Regions from separate parts of the Homo sapiens genome. Here all the other regions are linked to region 1. The links are chromatin contacts, found by Hi-C or POLR2A ChIA-PET in ENCODE. All regions are on one chromosome and are shown on one strand. The core of a region is the stretch at or near the end of the contact, and the rest is flanking DNA. Distances in the headings are between cores, read along the strand shown.

What was found. Hi-C counts contacts between places; a loop is a spot of excess contacts on that map. ChIA-PET counts read pairs that join two places held with the same protein, here RNA polymerase II (POLR2A). Pooled maps may share reads with other maps.
Region 2: a loop to region 1 is called in a map of PC-3, with 5 times the contacts of the local background. The contact joins the enhancer-like site here to the promoter of KCNK1 in region 1. A Hi-C loop is called at or near these places in 3 of 168 maps with a recorded cell type or tissue (PC-3, PC-9 and mammary epithelial cell), 2 of 37 single-sample maps with no recorded cell type and 5 of 50 pooled maps. POLR2A ChIA-PET finds 5 or more read pairs at or near these places in 1 of 52 experiments (activated T-cell).
Region 3: a loop to region 1 is called in a pooled map, with 4 times the contacts of the local background. The contact joins the promoter of MAP3K21 here to the promoter of KCNK1 in region 1. A Hi-C loop is called at or near these places in 1 of 37 single-sample maps with no recorded cell type and 3 of 50 pooled maps. POLR2A ChIA-PET finds 5 or more read pairs at or near these places in 3 of 52 experiments (A549, MCF 10A and activated CD4-positive, alpha-beta T cell).

The regions. Positions count from the first base shown.
Region 1 is chr1:233,611,938-233,615,971 of GRCh38, reverse strand. KCNK1 (potassium two pore domain channel subfamily K member 1) reads right to left here and starts at 1,866. Exons shown (of 3, transcript NM_002245.4): 1 at 1,446-1,866. The coding sequence starts at 1,800. RefSeq lists enhancers at 840-899, 2,088-2,740 and silencers at 1,370-1,429, 1,770-1,839, 2,200-2,299.
Region 2 is chr1:234,060,253-234,064,286 of GRCh38, reverse strand. All of the region lies in intron 2 of SLC35F3 (solute carrier family 35 member F3), which reads right to left. Among named protein-coding and RNA genes, the nearest start is that of SLC35F3, 160 kb to the right of the region's middle. Within about 2 kb of position 1,991, at least 3 of the 41 ENCODE cell types and tissues checked have a DNase peak (open chromatin) inside an H3K27ac peak, as active enhancers do; they include PC-3, PC-9 and mammary epithelial cell, where a contact is called at or near this core.
Region 3 is chr1:233,325,417-233,329,450 of GRCh38, reverse strand. MAP3K21 (mitogen-activated protein kinase kinase kinase 21) reads right to left here and starts at 1,727. Exons shown (of 10, transcript NM_032435.3): 1 at 618-1,727. The coding sequence starts at 1,422. It also overlaps a transcript of PCNX2 not described here. RefSeq lists silencers at 1,084-1,283, 1,473-1,624, 1,424-1,723, 1,914-2,213.

The DNA of each region.
Region 1 (4,034 bases), core at 617-3,116:
TGTCTAGCGCTACATTTAACAGTTTTTTAGATCTCACAATACAAGCTAGAATTCCACTTCTGTTTATTTCAGGGTAGATTTACATCAGTTTAGTAATTCACCCCAGACCTCTGAATAATTGTTTCATGTGATCTACATGAATAGTGTATTATTACTCATTACCAAGTAATTACCAAGATAGTCAACAAGATATAGCCCAAAGGGAATTATACACAATAATTTGGGTGGTGGAGGGGGGTGGGGAGGAAGGAAGAGTTGGGAGTCACACAAAGGGATGTGATTCACCTGTAAAGGTTGAGGGTGGGGGGTTACAAAGTGGTCCTGGCAGAGAAATCACAAGGCCCAGGTTCCAGGACGACACTGGTAACTAGGAAGTGTGTGACCTTGTGCATGACGAGATGGATTATTTCAAAGATTGGATCTCATAGATCAAAAGAAGGGACTGTGCTGAACGCTCTTTCAGATTCCTCCCACTGTCCAAATACCAATTGATATCTCCACTCTGGGTATGTGCCTTACTAGGTCCGGCTGGGGAAATTCGGCCTTCATTCATCTGATCTGGCACAGTGACCGAGCCCTGGGGCATGCGCCCGGCCTCATCTTTCACCTGAGGAGGCTCCTCCATGGCCGGGCGCCCCGCGGGTGAGTCGTACGGGGACGTGGCGCTTCGAAGTTTATGGGGAGCCTCGCACACCTCAAGTTGAAGGAACTGCTGAATCAGGGTGCCCCAATTAAGTCAGATCTTAGGCAATCCTATGGTTCCTTTACTCTCCCTCACCCTTCCTCCTACTCTGAAAAGAAACCGGATCGGCCTGTCCGCCCAGAGGTCACCTGGGAAGAGCAGAGTGATGTCACTCGGCTACCCCCAAAACTGCCTCCAAGGTACAAAAGAGCTGGAATATCTGTGCATGGTCCAAAGGGACGGCACACTCCGGAAGGTGACCCTTTAGAAGGTATTATTACCAGACTGCAGCCTCGGCCTCTGGGATGGGTGCGGGAGGAAGGTGGTGAGTTTCCATCATCCCGCTGCCTTGCCGCACGGCGGCCAGGTGCTGCTACACATTCAAACCCGACAGTTTGGCTTAGTGGGTTGCGAAAAAAGAACTCAAGGGGAGGAAGCACCTGCAGCCACCCAGGCCGAAGTTAGGGACCACTTCCCCAGAGTTACGGACGGCAACAACCAAGTCACGTCTGGAGTCACCTCTCTGGCTTCCGGCTCCGCAGGGCTTGCCCTCCCGAGTCACCCAGGCAGAGGCCGGGGACGCCAGTAAGGGGAAGGTCGGAGGGTCGGGAGGACAGTGAGGGGAGGCGGGCTGGAGGAGCCGGGATGGCGAAAGGTGGGGGGTGGGGTGGGAGGGTTAGAGGGGCCCGGGGCGCCGGGGCCGGGGTGTGTGGGTTGTGGGCGAGGTGGCCGGGGCGGCCAGGGGGCGCGCAGGATACCCTACCTGTGGTGGAGAGCACGGTGCTGGCGAAGAAGAGCGCGGAGGTGAAGTCCCAGTTCCAGTTGCCCGAGGCGTTGCTGAGCACCGACACGCCGTAGTTGCTGGCCTCCAGCACCCGGCCCAGGAACTGCTCCAGCTGCTGCTCAGACAGGCACTCGTGCTCCTCCAAGAAGCGTCGCTTCAGCTTGCGCAGCTCCTGGCGCAGCAGGTCCTCATAGGGCAGCTCCACCGAGGAGAAGACCACTGCGCCGAAGACCAGGTAGAGCAAGTAGCCCAGCACCAGGAAGCCGAAGCACCAGGCCGAGCGGTGCCGCTCCACCAGGCGCACGCACGAGCTGCCGGCCAGGGACTGCAGCATCTTCTCCACCGCCGCCGCCAAGGCCAACGCCGCAGACCGGCCGGAGCGCGGCCCGCCGCCTCTTCTGGCCCCGCCGCCCCCGCCCCCGCCCGGGCCTGGCTCCCGCCCGCCGCCCGCTCCCCCGCGCGCCCGCCCGCCCCGCTCCTCCGGGCAGCGCCGTCTTCCTGCGATTGGCTCTCTCGGGCGATGTTTTTCTTCCTTCTTTTCCTGTTTCCTTGCAATATAAAAAGCCCAGATGATGTGGCGCTGACGTGGTTGCCGGCTCAGGTAACCCGAGAGTCAGCGGAGACCGCGCGCAAACTTGGCCAGAGCGCCTGGGCTGGGCTGCCGGGGCCCGGGACGCACCGCCTTCTGCGCACTCCAGAGGTGGGGCGGGCGCTCGGTGGCGCCCAGACCCCGACCCGACAGCCACCAGCTCCTCCCGCTCCCTCCCTTCCTGGGTCCAGTAGCCAAACTCTAGCTGACCGCGCGCGGCGTGTGCGTGTGTGTGTGTGTGTGTTCGCGCGCGTGTAGTGTGGGCCGCTTCTGGTCAATGCGCTGGCCGTCCAAGCCCCCTGTCCAAGCTACTCTTGTTTCCCACTTATTTTCTCCCAATCAAAGCCAGTATTACAAAACAGCAAGCGCTGAAGTACTTTCCTTCTTTGTCTTATTGGTCGAAGGATTGAGCAATCTGGTGCCAGTAATGACGGTGAAAATACCAGAACATCAGAGTTGGAAGGCTCCTTGAATCAGTCTCCTCTCTCCCACCCATCCCCCTCACAAAAAGGACTTGAGGGAAAAGGAGAGTCTCAGAGAAGTCCTATTTCTGAGTTCGAATTTTCTAAAACATGACCTTAGGTTTTTTGGTGAAAAAACATCCCAAATGTGTCAACTGCCAGAAGAAACTGAGCTTTCCCAACTGTCACTTCTTTTTAAAGTGACAAAAATGTGGGCGAGGGTCAGCGAGCCGCCTGCTTGTGGATGAAAATAAAAATTGGTACACCCTTTCTGGAAAGGCAATTTAGCGACACGTCTCAAGAACCTTGAAAGGGTTTATTTGTTCTGATTCAGTGATATGTCCTAAGAAAAAACAATCAGAGAGGCACTTACTTACAAAGACTGGTCATAGACGGTATCTATATATACATACATGTAGTTGTATAATATAGTGCATACACATGTGGGACACACACACACACACACACACACACACGGTATAGATGAAATAATGAAGACTCAGAACAATCTAAATATTCCAAAATAGAGAATGGTTAAATAAGTTATGGCATCTCTACAGCATGGACACCATATAGACATTAAACACATTAAAGTTGTGTCTAAAGACTATTGAAGCAAAACTGTGTAGAATCTCAAATATGTAAAATATTTGTATTTTGTTACAAAATAAAATGACATCTGCATTATTAATCAACTGCATAGGAATAAAACTATCTCCTTGCAGTTGTCTTTGGGTAATAGTAGAGTATATAGATGACTTTCCTTTCTTGTACCTTTTAATATTTTTCAAATTTTCTACAGTGGATATATATTATTTTTGTAATCAGGAAAAACATTTAAAATACACAAAACTGAATTGTACAATTAATCATTCCAACACCTAGCTGAACATTTGCCTACTTTACTGAAGTTCTCTAAACAAGTCATATTTTGTATTTTCATAGAAACTTGTGCAAATGTCTAACATATATATCAGTGATTTTTCACTTTTAGTCAATAGCCTTACCTCCTACGTTACTCAAAAGATTGAAGCCAGCCCTCCACTTTACTTCTCTGTACTTCAAAATTTACTCATCGGTAATCCATTTCTTCCCTTTGCTCTTACCCCTAAGGAAAAAATGTACCTCCTTATTTTCAAGGTGAAAGGAAGCACTTACCACTCTCAGTCCTTCCGCCTCTGGGAACCCTTCCCCATCAGCAAGTGCCCTACTCTTTTAGAACTTGAATTCCTCCTTCTCCCTCAAGTCTCCATCCTACAATGTCCTTCCCTGTCCTGCTCTGTAACCCTTGCTTGCCCTATCCTATCCTTGATCTTTGCCTATTTGCCCTGTTCAGAGACCTCTTCATTCATGAGGCTACCCCCGGCCGTAGCAGACCCTCAGAATTCTCCTCCTGCCTGTCATGATCATTTTTCTCCCTATGTCTCTGCTCACCTGATTCCTTCTGCTTGGACAGTTCCTCCTCCATCTCCATCTGTAACACAGTTTATATCCTTCAGGACCTGGCTCACTCATGAA
Region 2 (4,034 bases), core at 742-3,241, 450 kb before region 1:
CCATTTCCCAGTCAAAAGGATCACACGCAAGACACATAGCTGGAAAACAGAAAAATAAATTCAAGGGAAACACACAGTCCTTTCTCAGATGTGATCAAGGATCACAAGGCAATGGAGGGGATCTAGGGCTATGAAAGCAAAAGTATAAAACAGACAAAGGAAACAGTCCCCCCCACCAAAAAATCCAAATGTTTAGATATCTACTTCCAGCATGACACCAGGAGGGGCTCCACAGACATGCTTCCCAGTGAAAATGGTGAAATTATAAAAACAAACAGTTCAGTGAGATGGAGATTTCATTCCAGGTGCAGTTAACAATACAGGACTATCTGGACCCTCAGATCCCACATGTAGGACTATCTTCACAGAAGAAGCGGCCATTGGCAGGTCTCAGATCGTTCCTAGCTACCTGTTGATGAGGCCAAGTTCTAGGTGAATGCCAAAAAGTGGATGCTCCCTTTTTCTGCCTAGTCCTCCATGCTGGGATTGTGGCAGGCTGGGTCTCAGTAATTCAGGCCTCCATAACAACTGTTTCAGTATTGACTGAGTGGTTAAGTTAAATATTAAAAGCTAAACAAAAGCCAGTGCCCTTATACCAAGGCTGAAATATGACAAAAGCCCACCAAGAGTTTTGCCTAGGTCTTTCCTAGGCCTTAAAACATGACAAAATAACAAAGGAATTGTTAACAGGACCCATTTAGGATTAAACAAGTTTTATTGGGGGGATCTGAAGAAACTCCCCAGGCCTCCATAAACAAGCTTATTGGAGGTCTGAAGGAACTCCCCAAACCTCTGTAGTTTAGCAGGAGACAAGATAGGGGTAATCACCCCAGCACCTGTACCCATTTAGATTAAGTAAATTTACTGAGGCTCCAGAGGAAGGTCTTCAGGACTCAGACCTTAGTTATAGATTAAAAGAAGTTAATCACTTATGTCTTTAGATGCATTCACACTTACACATAGACATATAGCTTAGAAGGTATATAAGCTCTGGAAATTTTTGTAATTTTGAGTTGGTCTGGTGATAATTTCCAGGCCTTCTGTAACTGGTTGCAGAAATAAAAGCTCTCTTCCTCCCCAGTTCATCTGTAACTCCTCACTGGGCCATGAGAAAGAGCAGCCCAACCCTCAATTTGGTCCGGGAACAGGACGGAGGCTCTACTTTGGGCAGGACACTAATAGGAATCCTAGGACCCTGATGGTGCTTGCTCTTGCTCAGATCCTGAAGTGGGGGTTAAACTCAGAGAGAAGCATGTCATTTTCTCCACACACAGAACCTTGATTAAGAGATTTTGCTAGGCCGGGCATGGTGGCTCACACCTGTAATCCCAGCACTTTGGGAGGCCGAGGCGGGCGGATCACAAGGTCAGGAGTTCGAGACCATCCCGGTGAACACGGTGAAACCACGTCTCTACTAAAAATACAAAAAAAAAAAAAAAAAATTAGCCAGGCGTGGTGGGCACCTGTAGTCCCAGCTACTCAGGGAGACTGAGGCAGGAGAATGGCATGAACCCAGGGGGCAGAGCTTGCAGGGAAAGGAGATTGCGCCACTGTACTCCAGCCTGGGCGACAGAGCAAGGCTCCGTCTCAAAAAAAAAAAAAAGATTTTGCTCATGGATGAAAGAAAAGAACAGAAAACAGAAATCTCTTAATTATTTCCTAAAGAAATTGACTTCATTTGCAACAGAGCCAGGAAAAGTTCAGGCCTAAGGGCACAATCAAAACCAGCTGATATTGTGGTAAAAGACAACTTTAGGCTTACTAGTTTGTCAGAGAGGTCCAAGGAAGGAGACAGCTGGGAGGAGCCCTCCGGGGTTCCACATGAATCTCAAACATTGACCTGAAAACTATTCAAAAGAGCCACAATAGATTGAATAGTCTGTAGAACAATTTATGCCCCCAGGACATAACCAGTTTGTGCGTAGTGGAGTTTAATAACTAGGTGTGACCAGGGAAAGAAAAAGTCAAAGATAGCTTTGCCAACACCACTGTCATCCTAGGGTGACTCAGGGTATACCCAAGGCCTTACCACCAAAGAATAACATCAGAAACTTCAGGCAATGGAGCTATAACGAGAAAGAACAAGAGGAAAATAAACCTCACTAAATGATCCAGACAGTAACAAAAGTTGTCAGTAAGCAAAGAGCAATTCCAAGTCCTAGGGATGGGGAGAAGTACTCAGAGTTACAACAGTATGTTCTCTACAGTGGGGTTTTAGGTAACATTTTTGTCTAGTATCCAACAAAAAATATTGTGAGACATATAAGAAACAGGAAATTGTGACCCATACCTCCAAAAAATAGACAACAGAAACTGACTGTGAGAGTGACCAGATGTCATATTTAAAAGGCAAAGTTTCAAGTAACTGTTATAAATATTTTCAAAAAAACGAAAAGAAACCATGTTTTAAAAGATAAAGATATGATGACAATGTTGCACCTAATAGAGTACCACTAAAGAGACAAATATTATTTTTTTAAAAAGCCAAACGTAAATTCTGGAGTTGAAAAGTATAACAACTAAAAGAAAAATTTAGTAGAGGGACTCAACAGTGGATTTAAACTGGCAGAAGAAAAATTAGCAGACTTGGGGATAGATTGACAAAGATTATGTAACCTGAAGAACAGAGAAACAAAAGAATAAAAAAAATTAGCAGAGACTCAGAAAAGTTGTGACACTAAGCACACCAATTACCAATATATACATAATGGGCAAACCAAAAGAAGAGAGAAAAGAGCAGAAAAAAATATTTGGAGAAATAATGGCTTAAAAATTTTCCAAATTTTGTAAAAAACAGTGATCTACACATGCAGAAAACTCAACAAACGTCAAGTAGAACAACCAAAAAGAGAGTCACAGACACGTGACAGTAAAATTCTAAAATCTTAAGACAGAGAAAGTTTTGAAAGCAGAAAGAGAAAACTGGCTTATCATTTAAAAGAGAATCTCAATAAGATTAACAGCTGACTTCTCAATAGAAACAACAGTAGCCAAAGGGCAGTGTGATAACATATTTAAAAAAACCTGTCAACAGAGAATCCTACAACTAGTTAAGGTATCATTAAAAAAATCATGACAAAAAAGAAAAGAAAAGACGCCTTGAGATAAACAAAAACTGAGAATTTGTTGCTAGAAGACAAGACTTACGAGAAGTACTAAAATAAATTCTTCAGGCTGAAAGCAAGTAAGTCTAGAGAGTAATTTGAGTTTACACAAAAATACATGCACACAAAAAGCCATTAAAAGTAATTATGTAATTATAAAGGACAGTATAGATGCATATTTCTTTTCCCTTATTCTCGTAAGTAATGTAAAAAGCAATTATATTAAAAAGTCTGTGTATAATGTATGCTGTGCCCTATAAGACATAGAAATAGAATATATTGCCAGTAACAGCACAAGATGAAATGAGTAGGAGCAAAGCTATGTTGGGATAAAGAGATTACTTCAGATTGTAACTCAAATACACAGGAAGAAATGGAGAGAAACAGAAATGATTAAAGGTGGGGAAGTGATTAAAAATAAATAGGAGTAGGGTGGGGCACAGTAGCTCATGCCTGTAATCCTAGCACTTTGGGAGGCCAAGGCAGGTGGATTGCCTGAGCTCAAAAATTCAAGACCAGACTGGGCAACATGGTAAAACCCGGTCTCTACCAAAAATAAACATAAAAAATTAGCCAGGCATGGTGGCATGTGTCTGTGGTTCCAGCTATTCGGGAGGCTGAGATGGGAAGATCACTTGAGCCTGGGAGGTGGAAGTTGCAGTGAGCTGAGATTGTGCTACTGCACTTCAACCTGGGTGACAGAGTGAGACCCTGTCTCAAAATAAATAAATAAATAAATACATAAATAGGAGTAACATTCCTATCGCTCACTGCAATTAAGTTAGCACAAATCTGATAGAAATGACAGAAGAAATAGAAAATTCAACAATAATAGTTAGAAACTTCAATACCTCATTTCCAATAGTAGACAAGCAATGAGGAAAAAGATCAACAAAGAAGTAGAAGACTTCAGTAAAAATCTAAAAATCA
Region 3 (4,034 bases), core at 478-2,977, 290 kb after region 1:
AACTCGTAACCTCAGGTGATCCGCCCACCTCGGCCTCCCAAAGTGCTGGGATTACAGGTATGAGCCACCGCGCCTGGCCCATAGAGAGACATTTGAATGAAAACAGTCTTTGGAAAAGGTAAGAGACATGAAGTCATATTTTGAATAGGCAAACAGCAACCTCAATACAGCACTTGTAAAGTTGACGTCCCCGAGTGCATTCGGGGACTTTGATGAAGGCCACCGGGTGAAGACGGTCATGGGTTCCATATAATCTGCAGAAGGCCTCGGTTTGCAAAGTCCTACCCAGATGAATCACCTCTGGTATTGAAAGGCCAGACTGCCCCCTGAGGTTTCTAGGAGATCCAGGTATTTTACAAATGTTTCCTCTACAAGCAAGTCTGGTCTGAACTTTTTTAAAAAGCACCCAAAGGCAAGTCAAGGTTAAGCGTGTCACCAGCCCCAAAGCAAGTAACCAAGGACTAGCTGGACTTCCGAGCCCTGAAGGCCTGGGCATGAGTTGCTGCTGGCGCCCTAAGGCTGACTCCCACCTCTTTCCATCTGGTACTATGTCCTGTGGAGCCCGCCTGGGCTGGCACGGAGGTAGTCTTCCCCCACCTCCCTCTGGCCCCACTTACTGTTGCTGGACTTGAGGTCCCGGTGCAGGATGGGCACGAAGGCCTCCTCATGCAGGTAGAGCATGCCCCGCGCTATCTGCACGGCCCAGTTGACCAGCACGTGCGGAGGGATGCGGCGCGCGCGGCGGGGGCCGGGCGCGCGCGGGTCCGGGGCGGCGTTGGCAGCGGCCAGCGCTCGGTTGAGCGCTCCGCCGCGGGCGAACTCCAGCACCAGGCAGAGGTGCGGCTGCTGCAGGCACACGCCGCGCAGCTCGATGATGTTGGGGTGCCGCAGCATGGCGAAGAGCCGAGCCTCGCGCCGCACGCTCTCGGCAGCCGCCGCCGCGTCCTGCTCCGGGTCCTGGCGCGCCGCCTTCACGGCCACCTCCTGGCCCTGCCAGGTGGCGCGGTACACCTGCCCGAAGCCCCCAGCGCCGATGAGCTCCTTCAGCTCCAGCCGCTCGAAGGCGACGTGTACCGGGGAGCTGGGCCGCGAGGGCGGCGGCGCGGGGCTGGCGGCCGGGCGGCAGGGAGCCACGTAGTTGGCGGGGAAGATGCCGAGGCGCCGCTGCACCTGGCCTGCCCACCAGCCCTCGTCGCCCGACACGGCGGCGTCCTGCGACAGCACCTCCACCAGCTGGCCGCGCCGCAGGCTCAGCTCGTCCTCGCCGCGAGCCTCGTAGTCATAGAGCGCGGCCCACAGCCCCGCGCCCGCCGAGGCCGAGCCGCCCGAGGAGGTGGACGACGAGGACGCTGAGCCGCCGGGGGCTCCCCCGGCCGAGGACACCGGGGTGTCGGTCGCTCCCGCGGCGCCCCGCAAAGCCATGGGGGCAGCTGCGCGGGGAAGGCGGAGCGGGAAGCTGGGCTCAGCCTCCCGGGCGGCCGCGGGCGCGCATCGTCCGGCGGTGTGGCCGTCGGCGCCGGGGGAAGGCGAGGGGGTAGGAATCGCGATCGGTGACGGCAGAGATCACGGGCTAGCTGCCCAAAGGGTCCAGCCTCGGCCCGCGTTCCTGGCCAGCCGCCTCTGCTGCCGCAGCGGTCCCCGAAGCCGCGGGCGACGTCCCACCATGGTCGTGCCCAGGCCCTGCGGCCGGCCCGCCCGCCGCGCGCTCCTTAGCCAGAGCCTGGGACGCCCCACCCCACCCTAGCCGCGCCAGGGCCGCCCCGCCCCCTCCGGCTCCATTCCGCACCGCCCCCCCACCCCCCCGGGCCCGCCCCTAGGCCAGTCCCCAGGGCCTTCCCGCCCCTCCCCCAGCCGCCCCGCCCTCTCCAGGTTCATTCCGCCCTCCTTGACCCGTCCCGGGCGCCCAGTCTGCGCCCGCCCTATGGGACCGCCTTCCTAGGTTCGCCCCACCCTTCCCCACCAACTGCACCATCCCGCCCCGCCCTCGCCAGGTTCACTTCCCTTTTCTGTGCCAGTCCCCAGAGCCTCGTCCCGCCCCTGGCGCCCGGGCCCGTCCCCCACCACCTTGGGCCGGGCCCGCCCCCTGGGCCCGCCTGGCTGGTCCCACCCCGCCCCCGCCGCAGGTGCTCCGGAGCAATGGTGAGCCGCGCCCACATGGTCTGGGAGGCGGGATCGGCCGTCATCCGCTATAAATTTTCGGGAGAGTTTAAATTAAGCCAAAGGTAAGACTGAGGGAGGGGACGCTTCTCCAAGAAGCGGTGGGAGAGGGTTGAGAAGATGTGGGGCTTTAGGGTGTGGCGGGGAGAGAGAGAGTTGCAGTTCAGGGAGAGTGACAGAATCTCAGAACGGGCTACAGAAGAAATTGTAGCGCGGTGCCAGACCTGGGCCAGTGCGAGTGGCAAGTCACCATGCTAAGTGCGTTTGAGCCACCGTGCATCTCAGAACTGACTAGGTTACAGATCGCAGCGCAGAGTGACCCGTGGTCGGTATAGTCCCAGAAGCTCCATGATGGTAAATCCTTTGCTTATTTTTACTGTCTACTCAGATGGAAAATGCCCCAGTCTCCCTGGAAACCCACAGGTTTGGGTTTAGGAAGCATTGGCAATGGCTGGGTGCCAGACGTTGGTAGGTTACTGTGGCAGGTGATGAGGCTAAAAAGATAGAAGAGCTTAGTTATTAAAATTCTAAAATATTAGATTATCCTGTAGTAGGCCAGAATTTCCTAACGTGTGGATCCTGTACTTCCAATAACAGAAGGGACAATTTTAGATATTATGAGGATAGGACATACAGTAACATTCTGAGTTACATAAAGATAAATTTATTGTCTTTTCAGTTTTCTTTGTCTCTCAGATCAAACTATTTATTGGCTGTGTGACCTTGAGCAAGTTTCTTTATTTCTCTATGACTCAGTTTTCTCATCTATAAAATGGGAATATAATAAATAGTACCTACTTTATAGGGTTTTTAGGAAGACTAAATGAGTTAATAGTTTTACAGTGGGTCTTCTGCATCCACAGAATCAACCAACAGCTGGTCAAAAATGTTTTTTAAAAACCCAAAAAATAACAATACAAATAATACAAATAAAATACAGCATAACAACTATTTACAGAGCATTTACATTATATTAGGTATTATAAGTAATCTAACTATTTAAAGTATGGGCATACTTTGGAGATACTGCAAGCATGGTTCCAGATCACTGCAATAAAGCAAGTGACATGAATTTTTTGATTTCCCAGTGCATATATATACAAGTTATGTTTCCAGTATACTGTAGCGTATAAAGTGTGCAATAGCATTGTGTCTAAAGAATGTTTATACCTTAATTTTAAGTACTTTATAGGTAAAATGTGCTAATGATCATCTGAACCTTCAGCAAGTCATAATCTTTTAGCTGGCAGAGGTCTTGCCTCTATGTTGATAGCTGCTGACTGATCAAGGCAGTGGTTGCTAAAAGTTGGAGTGGCTATGGCAAATTCTTAAGGCAACTATGAAGTTTGTCACATGGATTGACTTTACCTTTCACGAAAGACTTCTCTGTAGCATGGGAAGCTGTTTGATACCATTTTAACAACAATAGAACTACTTTCAAAATTGGAGTGATCCTTCTCCCACCCTGCTGCTATTTTACCAACCGAGTTTGTGATATTCAAAATCCTTTTTGTCGTTTCAAAATGTTCATAGCATCTCCTCTGGGAGTAGATTCCATCTCAAGAAACTACTTTTTTTGCCTCTCCATAAGAAGCAACTCCGCTCCTCATCTGTTCAAGTTTGATCATGAGATTGTAGCAATTCAGTCACATTCTCAGTCTCCACTTCTCGGCTCATGCAAGCTCCGCCTCCTGGGTTCGCGGCATTCTCCTGCCTCAGCCTCCCGAGTAGCTGGGACTACAGGTGCCCACCACCACGCCCAGCTAATTTTTTTTGGTTTTTTTTTTTTTTGTATTTTTAGTAGAGACAGGGTTTCACTGTGTTAGCCAGGATGGTCTCGATCTCCTGACCTCGTGATCCGCCCCCCTCGGCCTCCC